Linked DNA regions of Homo sapiens: regions 1 and 3 are each linked to region 2. Evidence: chromatin contacts called from ENCODE Hi-C or POLR2A ChIA-PET data. All regions are on one chromosome and are shown on one strand. Each heading gives the region's core, a stretch centred on a gene start or an enhancer-like site at or near the end of the contact. The rest is flanking DNA. Distances are from core to core; before and after follow the strand shown. Region 1 holds the start of PABPC4 (poly(A) binding protein cytoplasmic 4). Region 2 holds the start of YBX1 (Y-box binding protein 1). Region 3 holds the start of LRRC41 (leucine rich repeat containing 41).

What was found. A loop is a pair of places that touch in the nucleus more often than their neighbours do. ChIA-PET counts read pairs that join two places held with the same protein, here RNA polymerase II (POLR2A). Pooled maps may share reads with other maps.
Region 1: a loop to region 2 is called in a map of CD8-positive, alpha-beta T cell, with 7 times the contacts of the local background. The contact joins the promoter of PABPC4 here to the promoter of YBX1 in region 2. A Hi-C loop is called at or near these places in 2 of 168 maps with a recorded cell type or tissue (CD8-positive, alpha-beta T cell and naive thymus-derived CD4-positive, alpha-beta T cell) and 6 of 50 pooled maps.
Region 3: a map of B cell shows a loop between it and region 2 (31-fold over the local background). The contact joins the promoter of LRRC41 here to the promoter of YBX1 in region 2. A Hi-C loop is called at or near these places in 1 of 168 maps with a recorded cell type or tissue (B cell) and 5 of 50 pooled maps. POLR2A ChIA-PET finds 5 or more read pairs at or near these places in 1 of 52 experiments (B cell).

The regions. Positions count from the first base shown.
Region 1 is chr1:39,575,235-39,578,270 of GRCh38, forward strand. PABPC4 (poly(A) binding protein cytoplasmic 4) reads right to left here and starts at 1,556. Exons shown (of 16, transcript NM_001135653.2): 1 at 525-1,556. The coding sequence starts at 717. RefSeq lists enhancers at 241-360, 381-430, 931-1,000 and a silencer at 1,501-1,810.
Region 2 is chr1:42,681,072-42,684,362 of GRCh38, forward strand. It overlaps YBX1 (Y-box binding protein 1), which reads left to right and starts at 1,347. Exons shown (of 8, transcript NM_004559.5): 1 at 1,347-1,660; 2 at 2,332-2,395. The coding sequence starts at 1,495. It also overlaps a transcript of PPIH not described here. RefSeq lists an enhancer at 1,003-1,052 and silencers at 1,493-1,692, 1,883-1,992, 2,103-2,252.
Region 3 is chr1:46,301,550-46,304,931 of GRCh38, forward strand. LRRC41 (leucine rich repeat containing 41) reads right to left here and starts at 2,067. Exons shown (of 10, transcript NM_006369.5): 1 at 1,575-2,067. The coding sequence starts at 1,773. UQCRH (ubiquinol-cytochrome c reductase hinge protein) reads left to right here and starts at 2,149. Exons shown (of 4, transcript NM_006004.4): 1 at 2,149-2,271. The coding sequence starts at 2,218. RefSeq lists enhancers at 1-572, 63-182, 1,603-2,002, 1,738-2,321, 2,322-2,903 and silencers at 273-822, 853-922, 1,273-1,422, 1,453-1,502, 1,553-1,612.

The DNA.
Region 1 (3,036 bases), core at 306-2,805, 3.1 Mb before region 2:
TTAACGCACAGAAACCTTCCCCCTGCTTCCTGCCTGCCCTGACTGATCCTTTATCAGCACAACATCAGGTAGTCAAGGTTAGTAAAGGTGGCGGAGCGGGCAGGAGCTTTACAATGTAAAACTTTCGCGGGGAATTGTGTTTCAAACGTCCCGCCTTTTTGGCCAGCCTGTGAGGGGCACAAGCAAGGATCTCTAACAGCCCAGCCCCACTGACAAGGACCACACGCAGTGGAATGCCAGTGGCTTCACTCTAATCCTGTTTTACAGTCTCCTTGGTTTCCAACCCCACTACCAGCAACACTAATAAGTAGCCCAAGGTCACCCAGTTAGCAAGTGGTAGAAACAAGATTGAAACTCGAGTCATCTGATGCCAGGTCCGCGTTCTCAATCTCCGCACCCTGCTCCCAGCTTCGGTGGCAACATGCTGTCGTGATGCCGCCCTCCTCGGCAGGAGGGCCCTGCCAGAAGACGACTCCCGGGGTCCTCCGGGCTCCCACGCACGTGTGGGCACAGCTTCTACTCACCGTCGGCCGGCTGCTGGAAGTTGACGTAGGCATAGCCCAGGGAGCGGCGGGTGATCATATCGCGGCAGACCCGGATGGACAGCACAGGCCCCGCGGGGCTGAACTTTTCGTACAGCATGGCCTCGGTGACGTCCGAATGCAGGTCGCCCACGTACAGGGAGGCCATGGGGTAGCTGCTGGCCGCAGCGTTCATCTCCCCGCCCCCCACCACCCCGAGCCCCGCCAGGAGGACTTCTTATCGGGCCCGCCGCAGGACAAAGGGGCGCCTTCGGAGCCCGGGCCCGCGCCGCGGCTCACAGGTGGCACCGGCGCGGCGAGGACGAGCTGGAGTCGGCGGGCTTGGAGACGGGACGGAAACGGGAGGCGGGGGCCGGCTCCCACGGCCGCAGCACCGCAGACAAAAGGCTCTCCGCACAATACGGCCCTCCCCGCGACTTTGCACTTCTCCGCGGTCCTGGTGCGAAGCTCCAAATTTCAAAAAATCAAAGTAGGAAAAAAATTAAACGGGGAATCCCCTTCCGAAGGGTAAAAATCCTTTAAGAGGCGACCGGACGCTGCCCACGGCGGCCTCGGGGACACGCGTTTCTCTATAAATATAGGCCTCGGGCTCCGGCGGTTTAAGATTACAACCGCCGGGGCAGAGGGAAACCAAATCTTTGTGGGCGCCGACTCGGCGAGCCCCGGGCGGGCGGCGAAGGGCAGCACGGACACGTGGTGCGCCGGGGCAGGCGCGGGGCGCGGGGCTCGGGGCCCGAGCGGGGGGAGGGCACGGCGGGCCGGGCGGGCGGCTCACCCCCGGACCGACGGACGGAGACCGACGGACGCCAAGCGCTGCGGCGGCGGGCGCGGGGCAGGCCGGAAGCGTACGAAAGTGACTTCCCCGCGGGTTCTCCGAGGATTCGTTTTTTCTTTTCCTTTTTTTTTTTCAGGATTTTGAAGCGTTTTCAGATTTTTTTTATCTTTTTCTCTTTTTTTCCTCAGGCTGCGAAGCCCGAAAGCGGCGGAGGCGGCAGCGACCCGGGGCGGAGAGAGGCGGCCGAGGGAGCCACCGCTCCATTTATACCCGCCCGCCCCGGGCGCTGCTGGTCGAAGGGCGCCTCGCGACCTGGGCGCAGTCGTGCCCGCCCACTCGGCCCGGGGGCCCGAGGCGGGGCGGCCACGCGAGAGCGACCCGGCGCGGCCGCGCGGCGCTACAGCGACCCCTGGCGCCGGGAGGACCGCCCAGCTCGCGGCTGCGGGAGACCCCAGGGCCCCTTTCTATAACAAATAAATCTTAACACCCTCCCACCCATCACCCGGGAATGGAACCTAGGAGCCATTTAACCTGCACACACGCATGAGGTTTAAAATTAAATGGTATGGGGCTGGGTGCAGTGGCTCACGCCTGTAATCCCAGCACTTTGGGAGGCCGAGGCGGATGGATCATGGAGGTCAGGAGATCGAGACCATCCTGGCTAACGCGGTGAAACCCCGTCTCTACTAAAAATACAAAACATTAGCCGGGCGTGGTGGCATGCGCCTGTAGTCCTAGCTACTCGGGAGGCTGAGCAGGAGAATAGCTTGAACCCGGGAGGCGGAGGTCGCGGTGAGCCAAGATCGTGCCACTGCACTCCATCCAGCCTGGGCAACAGAGTGAGACTCCCTCTCAAAAAAAAAAAAATTAAATGGTATGCCAAATTGTGAAATGAAGGTGACATAAAATAAGTTAAAATAAAATAATAGGTGGTCCAATAGGTAAATGTCTGGGTCCAAATACAATAAAGATTTGAGAAGTTTTCAGGATACCGTTGACCTAGAGGTAGAATCGTCAGGAACTAGAAATGCAAGCAGTATCCATGGGTGATGGGATTTTCTGAAAAGATGAGCACATTTTGGTAAAGCTTCAATGAAACCAAACACAAGCATCCCCTCTATTGACATGCTGGTGGCATTCCCGGACATTTAGTTTGTGTTTAAGGGCACAGAAATACTTTCTGTTCCTATGTTTAAAGTTTCTTCTAGGCTTGGATAATTATAAAAAGACTTTTCATCTGCATGAGAGTCTGGCAGGTCATTTGAAAGTCGTATCACAGGCCAGGCGTGGTGGCTCACGCCTGTAATCCCAGCACTTTGGGAGGCCGAGGCGGGCGGATCACTGAGGTCGAGAGTTCGAGACCAGCATGACCAACATGAAGAAACCCCCGTCTCTCCTAAAAATACAAAAAGTAGCCAGACATGGGGGTGCATGCCTGTAATCCCAGCTACTCAGGCGGCTAAAGCAGAAGAATCGCTTGAACCCGGCAGGCAGAGGTTGTGGTGAGCTGAGATCATGCCATTGCACTCTAGCCTGGGCAACAAGAGCGAAACTCCGTCTCAAAAAAAAAAAAGTCATATCACTTTATAGGACTATGTTATATGGGACTGTCCACACGCATTACAAGATATATAGCATCCCTTCTTCCATAAGTGCCAGGAACCACCTTTGCCATCACTGTGAAAACCAAAAACAGAAATTGCCAAAAGACACAGACAT
Region 2 (3,291 bases), core at 97-2,596:
CTGCTTTCTCTACTTCCATTCCTTGCCCCTCTGCAACCCATTCTCCACTCCGCAGCCATTTTTAAAAAGATGCCCCTCCCTACTTATGACTCTAAAATTGCTCTTCTCACTCTTCCCCTCAGGATATATTTCCAATTAAATATACCTAAGTGACTGCCCACCTCTGCAACCCAATGTCACATTCGAGTCTTACTGAACTACTTGACTGCATTTCCCGAGATCTCACCTCTTCTCGCCTGTACCCTGTGCGCGGAAAGTCAGCCCTCCACCTTCTCCCTGCTTCCACTCCCAAAATACTTCGTGGTTTTGCAGCTCTGGAGTATTTACCGTGTTGGCTGTTTAAATTTCTGCCTCCATCAGAAGGCAGAAACTGACTCGCGAACTATTCCATCCCCAGCCGATAGTAGACGCTTAAAAAAGAACGAAAGAAGGTGGGTGGAGGACTTCAGTAACATCAGGTGGCAGCCTCAATTTTATCGTTTGTGAAACGTGGATAGTAATCCCTCTATCACGTGGCTGTTGCAGGAATAAAGTGAAAAAACAAAACAGGCTAGCTTGTTCAATAAATGTGAGTTGAATTAAATCTGATTTGTGGTCAGTAGAAAAAGATGTGAATACTTGGAAAGGAAGACACATTTTTTTAAATATATGCCTGGTAAAACGGATCAGAAGGCAGGTCCCCATGGAGCACACCCTCGCCCTAAACATGCTGAACCCGGGCTGCCATAGCCTGCGTGGTCCCTCCAAGGTGACTGCTCCGACAAAAGGGTACGCTCTTCAAACGCATACGTTTAAGGCAATTCCAGAAACCCTCGGCTGTGCCGCGACTACACGGCCATTAAAGAAAAGACGACTCTATGCCCGCCGTAATGTTCTCAGATCACAGGGACCGTATTTGGAGCTGGGAGGGAGGGAAGCCTTTTCTTCACGGGGGGCTAAGGCGTCTTCGAGCCCCCTTCCAATCCCGGGTCCGGCCGGGTAATCCCTGCCCAGCGTTCGGGCGTGCCTTTTTTTCAGCCGAGACACAACCCTGAACGTGGGGCCCGCCAGCCCGGCGGCTGCCTCGTGGAAGTCACGTTCCTTCTGCCCGTCCTCTCGGGTACTCTATGGTTTTCGTGGCCGACTACTCTAATTCTAGTTCCGGTCTCTATGGCGGCCGGCGGAGGCAGGAACGGTTGTAGGTCGACTGAATTAGCCGCCAAAGGTCCAATGAGAATGGAGGACTGATAAAATATTAGCCAATAGAAGCTAGGGATTGGGGTCAGGTGGGCAGATTGACAGTACCACTGGCCAGTGAACAACGCCTAGGGCGGGTCGCTCGTAGGGCTTATCCCGCCTGTCCCGCCATTCTCGCTAGTTCGATCGGTAGCGGGAGCGGAGAGCGGACCCCAGAGAGCCCTGAGCAGCCCCACCGCCGCCGCCGGCCTAGTTACCATCACACCCCGGGAGGAGCCGCAGCTGCCGCAGCCGGCCCCAGTCACCATCACCGCAACCATGAGCAGCGAGGCCGAGACCCAGCAGCCGCCCGCCGCCCCCCCCGCCGCCCCCGCCCTCAGCGCCGCCGACACCAAGCCCGGCACTACGGGCAGCGGCGCAGGGAGCGGTGGCCCGGGCGGCCTCACATCGGCGGCGCCTGCCGGCGGGGACAAGAAGGTCATCGGTGAGGACCGGACAGGGACGGGGGTGGGGCCCTCGGGCAGCCCAGCAGCGGAACCGTTAGCCGGAGCTGGGCGAGCCGGCGGGCGCGCGGCCGGTGGGCACCGACTCCGCGGCGCGCGGCCGCCCATCCCCCCCGTCCCCCCCTCACTCCCTCTCGCGGGGACCCGCCCGGCAGGCGCGCGCGCACTGCCTCCCGCGCCCCCTGTGGACCCCGCGCGGCCGCGCGCCCCTCCCCCTGCGGCCGCGCGCCGCCGACCGCGTGTGCGACGGGGTCCCCTCCCCGCCGACCGGCCTCGTGCGCTCGGGCCCGCACGCCGTTGTTCGCGTCACCCCCACCCAGCTCCCTTCCGCGTGTGCTCGGAGGGCGCGGCGCACCGCCTACGCAGGCCGGAGCGGCTTCCCCTTCCCTCACGTGCTCTCCGTCCGCGGCCTGCGCACACACCCATCCTGGGGCCCGCGCCCCGGGCCTGCCCTGGAGCGCCCCGCGCTTCAGACTCACCCACGTGTGCGGCGGCGGCGGCGACTGCGTGGCCCCGCACCCGGGCGGTGGAGAGAAAGGGCTGTCAGGTGGCCGCGGCGGCCGGCGTGCGAGGGACCGGATGCCCAAGCCGGGCGGATTTGGAAAAGGATAGCTGGTAATCGTGGCTTGTTTTGCTTTGTTTTCTTTTCCAGCAACGAAGGTTTTGGGAACAGTAAAATGGTTCAATGTAAGGAACGGATATGGTTTCATCAACAGGTGAGCTGCCGGGCTCTGAAGCCTCCATCCCACCTTCTTGCTTGCTTCCTGCTCTGTCGGCTTCTCGGGGCTTGGGAAGCCCCAATCCACAGCTCTGTTCTGAAAGGCGTTTACTACCTCTGGTGTATTAGTATGATTTTTTGTTGTTGTTGTTTTCCTTGATTAGGGATTAGTGGATCTAGAGAATGCCTTTGTTTTGCAGCTAAATATTAATTTGAAGCTAACTTAAAAGGCTTCGTCACAGTACAAAGCAATTCAAAAGGCAAGCGGAGTGAATGAGCCATTCCTTAACAGGGTAAACGGGAAACTACGGTCCAGTACATTTTTATCCTTGTCATCTTTTTCTACTTTATTGAACTCGGTATTTGAGAATGTGATCCACTGACATCGGATATTTATACATTGTTAACGTTTTAGGGTAAGAGGATTTGACTATATGAGGTTTTGTCATCTTTACCGAGAGGTTGTATTGCCTTTGTTTCACGTTTCATTTTAATACCTGAGATAAATTTTGTCTTAGCACAGCTTTGACCAGAGAGAACTGTTTTTATTTGCTCATCCAGTAAATAATATATTTACAAGAAAGTGGTTTTTTTTCCTTCTTCCGTTCTTATTTTTCATTCTTCCTTGTCCTAGAATCATAACTGGTTAAGTCGATTTCTGTTAGATCCCTGGCTGTAGCTTATTAGAGTGGCCATAGTCACTGGTAACTTGACATTTTTCTTCCTGTTTGAAGGCAAAGCTGCAGACACGTCTTTAGGACTTACCCTTCGGGTTGTTTGTAGGAGTGGTGGTGGTAACGTGCAGTAGACGCACTGTATTCCATGGGCTCCCTTGTAAGCCGGGCATCATTTTCAAGATGGCTGCCAAGGCTAGTAGTGCTAGTTACATGGGTG
Region 3 (3,382 bases), core at 817-3,316, 3.6 Mb after region 2:
GGCCTCATGGTACTGGGCTCCACTCCCACAGCCAAGGGCCTCCCCGACCACCCTCCAGCTTATCCCGGAGCTTCAGTCCCCCCAAACTCCAGGGCCTTTTCCCCACACCCCCTCCTCATGGCATAACTCAAACTCCGCGCCCTGCAACCTCGAGTCCTCAAAGTCCTCACTCCTGTCCTGACCAGGGCCTTCCTCCTGCAAAGACGCCACGGCCACCCGCAAGGCCTCCTGGTGGAACCTCCCCCGCGCCGCTTCCAGGCCCGGGGCCTGCTCTCCTGCCCCCCTCCCCAGCAGGCCTCGGCCGGGCCTGCCACCTCTTCGCCCAACTCCAACCCCGGCCTCCCGACCCCACCCTCACAGAGCCAGCAGCCTCTCAGGCCCGAGGCCTCCCCTGTCCCCAGCGCGGCTAGGCCTGCTTGGCAGAGCCTCACTTTCCCCTCTTTCACTTGCCCCACGTCGGACCCAAGTTTCCCTCGTCAGCGGCCAGGCCGCGGCCAGCGGTCCCCAACCCACAGCCCCGCCTCCCAGCCCAACTGGCCGGTTCGCCCTCCCCGGCCGTTCATCCCGGCGCCCCAGGCCGCCCTCCATCCAGGCCCGGCCCTTTGGTCCCGGCCGCCTTCAGGCCTGGGGCCCCCGTTCACTCCCATTCAGCCCAAGGCCTCTTGGCGGCGCCGCGCCCCCTGCCACGGCAGCCCGGCAGTCCGGGATCCCCGGGCCGTCGCCCCGCTTGGGGCCTCCTTGGCCCTTCCCGCCTGTCCGTCATTCGAGCCTCCCTCGCTTGTTTAAGCCGCTCCGGGCCCCCCTCCACTCGCTCTCCGGTCCCTCCTCGCCGCTCGAGCCGATCCGAGTGGCCTCCGGCGCTCCCTGTCCTGCGGGTCGCACGGTCGCTCGGTCGCTTAGTCAGTTTGGCACCCGAGACCCCGGTTGTCGGTTCGCTCCCGTCAGCCCTGGGCCGTCAGACAGGCCGCGGCGCCCCGACCCTTTCGTTCGGCCTCTCCCCCTGCCCCATTCCCTCGCTCTCCAATCTGCTGTCCTCCCCTCCGCCCATCGGCTTGGCCTCCGGAATCTCGACCCCCGTGGCGTGTCAGGCAGATGCTGGAGCCCCGGGGCCATCAGTCAGGTTCGGTGGCCCCGGGCCTGGCCTGGCCTTGCCTTAGGCCGGGCCTCCTAACCTCGGCCCCTGCCCTAGGGCAGCCGGGCCATCGCTGCCCACCGGTTCGACATCCGAGACTCTCCTGCCCGGCCCAGCCGAGTGTCAGTTCGCGCGGCCCACAGCCGCAATCCAGCCTCAGTCGCCCGGGCCCAGCCTGCTTCGCTCCAGACCGGGCCTCCTGGCCTCGCCCCCCGCGCCCCCGAGCCAGGCCGCGGTGCGGGTCAGCCTGCCCATTTAGGTCTCCGTCTTTACTCTGTCCAGCCCTGTCAGTCACAAAATTCATTCTCCGATCCTACGAGCTGGCTTTCAGCGCCCCAGGCTGGGCCTTGCCCCGGGCCTCCCGGCCTCGCCCCCCGCGCCCCCCGGCCGCTGGGCCGCCCCTTGCTCTTAGCCAGAGGTAGCCCCTCACCCCGCGACTTACCCCACACCCCGCTCTCCAGAACCCCCATATGGGCGCTCACCGCCCGCCCGCACAGCTCGAACAGGGCGGGGGGAGCGTTGGGGCCCGAGGCCGAGCTCTTCGCTGGCGCCGCCTCCCGGGACGTGGCCTCCATGGTCGTTGCCGCCGCTACCTCACAGAACCAGCAACTCCGGGCGCGCCAGGCCTCGGGCGCCGCCATCTTGGGGAGGTGCGCGAGCCCGAGAGTGTCGCCCGCGGACCGCCATCTTGAAAAGGTCAGCAGTTAGGACGGCTCCATAAGCGATATGGGGAAGAATGTGAATTATTCTAAAGAAATTTCGAAGAAATTAGCACACTTTCCAAGTCTCTTAGGAGCTACTATTTTAGATAAACTCCTAGATCAATTATACTTGGGTGTGGTATGACTAAGGGGATGTTTCTTAGCAAAGCCTCCTCGGGTGCAAACATCAGCTACCCCTAACCTCTGCCTGCGGCTGGTAGTACATGCCAATCTGAGCATGTGTTCGCGACCACGATGAGTGTGCCGCACTTCCGGCCAGATCGCCGGATTTCCGCTGAGTGACCCTTACAAGTCCTTCTTGATCCTGAACTGGGTTAGGTGCCGCTGTTGCTGCTCGTGTTGAATCTAGAACCGTAGCCAGACATGGGACTGGAGGACGAGCAAAAGATGCTTACCGAATCCGGAGATCCTGAGGAGGTAAGGCAAGGCGATCCACTCGGCCCTCTTCTCTGCCCTGAAGCCCAGGACCTAGCCCGCCAAAACACGCACGGGGCCCTCTTAGCCCCCAGTTTACCCTCTAGGGTTTGCATAGTCGGGAGCTCTAGTTCCCTCGACCTTTCCCCAGAATTCGTCCGGTGACTTTGGACAGATAGATGACTAGTTTTTCTCTGGGCCTCGGCTTCTGCATTCTGTGAATGTAGTGAAGGTTTGAGAGCGAAAATGTTTTGTGGACTAAAGTCTTGTAAAAATATGACCTATGTTTGCAGTCAGTCAGATGTTCTGAAGCCCGCGTTTCACAGATTTGGGGAGCAAACAGACCGCCTTGCCCCAGCTCAGGTTAGGAATCCCTACCACATCTTCTATGGAGGTTCGGAAGACCTGGCCTTGTGTTCCTTTTCTTTGAGGAAGGTGTGTGTCTTTGGGGACAATGAAAGAATGTACGATGTGATTCTGTGATGGAAGAGGGAGCTCTTTCCCAGAGAAAGAGTGCTGCTATAATTATTGACTGCTTGCTATTCCAAGTGCTTTATATGCACTAATTAATTTTTTTTTTTTTTTTGAGATGGAATCTCGCTCTGTCGCCCAGGCTGGAGTGCAGTGGCGTGGTCTCGGCTCGCTGCAACCTCCGCCTCCTGGGTTCAAGCGATTCTCCTGCCTCAGCCTCCCAGGTAGCTGGGACTACAGGTGTCCGCCACCACGCCTGGCTAATTTTTGTGTTTTTAGTAGCGACGGGGGTTTCACTCTGTTGGCCAGGCTGATCTCGAACTCCTGACCTAGTGATCCGCCCACCCCGGCCTCCCAAAGTCCTGGGATTACAGGCGTGAGCCACCGCGCCCGGCCCTAATTCATTTCATCTACACACTATTCCTATGAAGTAAGTGTTGGGTACTATTAGTGCCATTTTTACAGATGAGGAAACAAGCATAGAGGTTAAATATCTTTTCTAAGGTCATGCAGCTACCAAATTGGTGCAGCCAGGAATTGCGGCCAAGCAGCGCGGTTCTAGAACCAGGACTCTTATCAATTTTGCGACACAGCTACTAGTTGTTTCTAATCTCATTTCCTGTCCGTCTGTTCTCTGGTCACT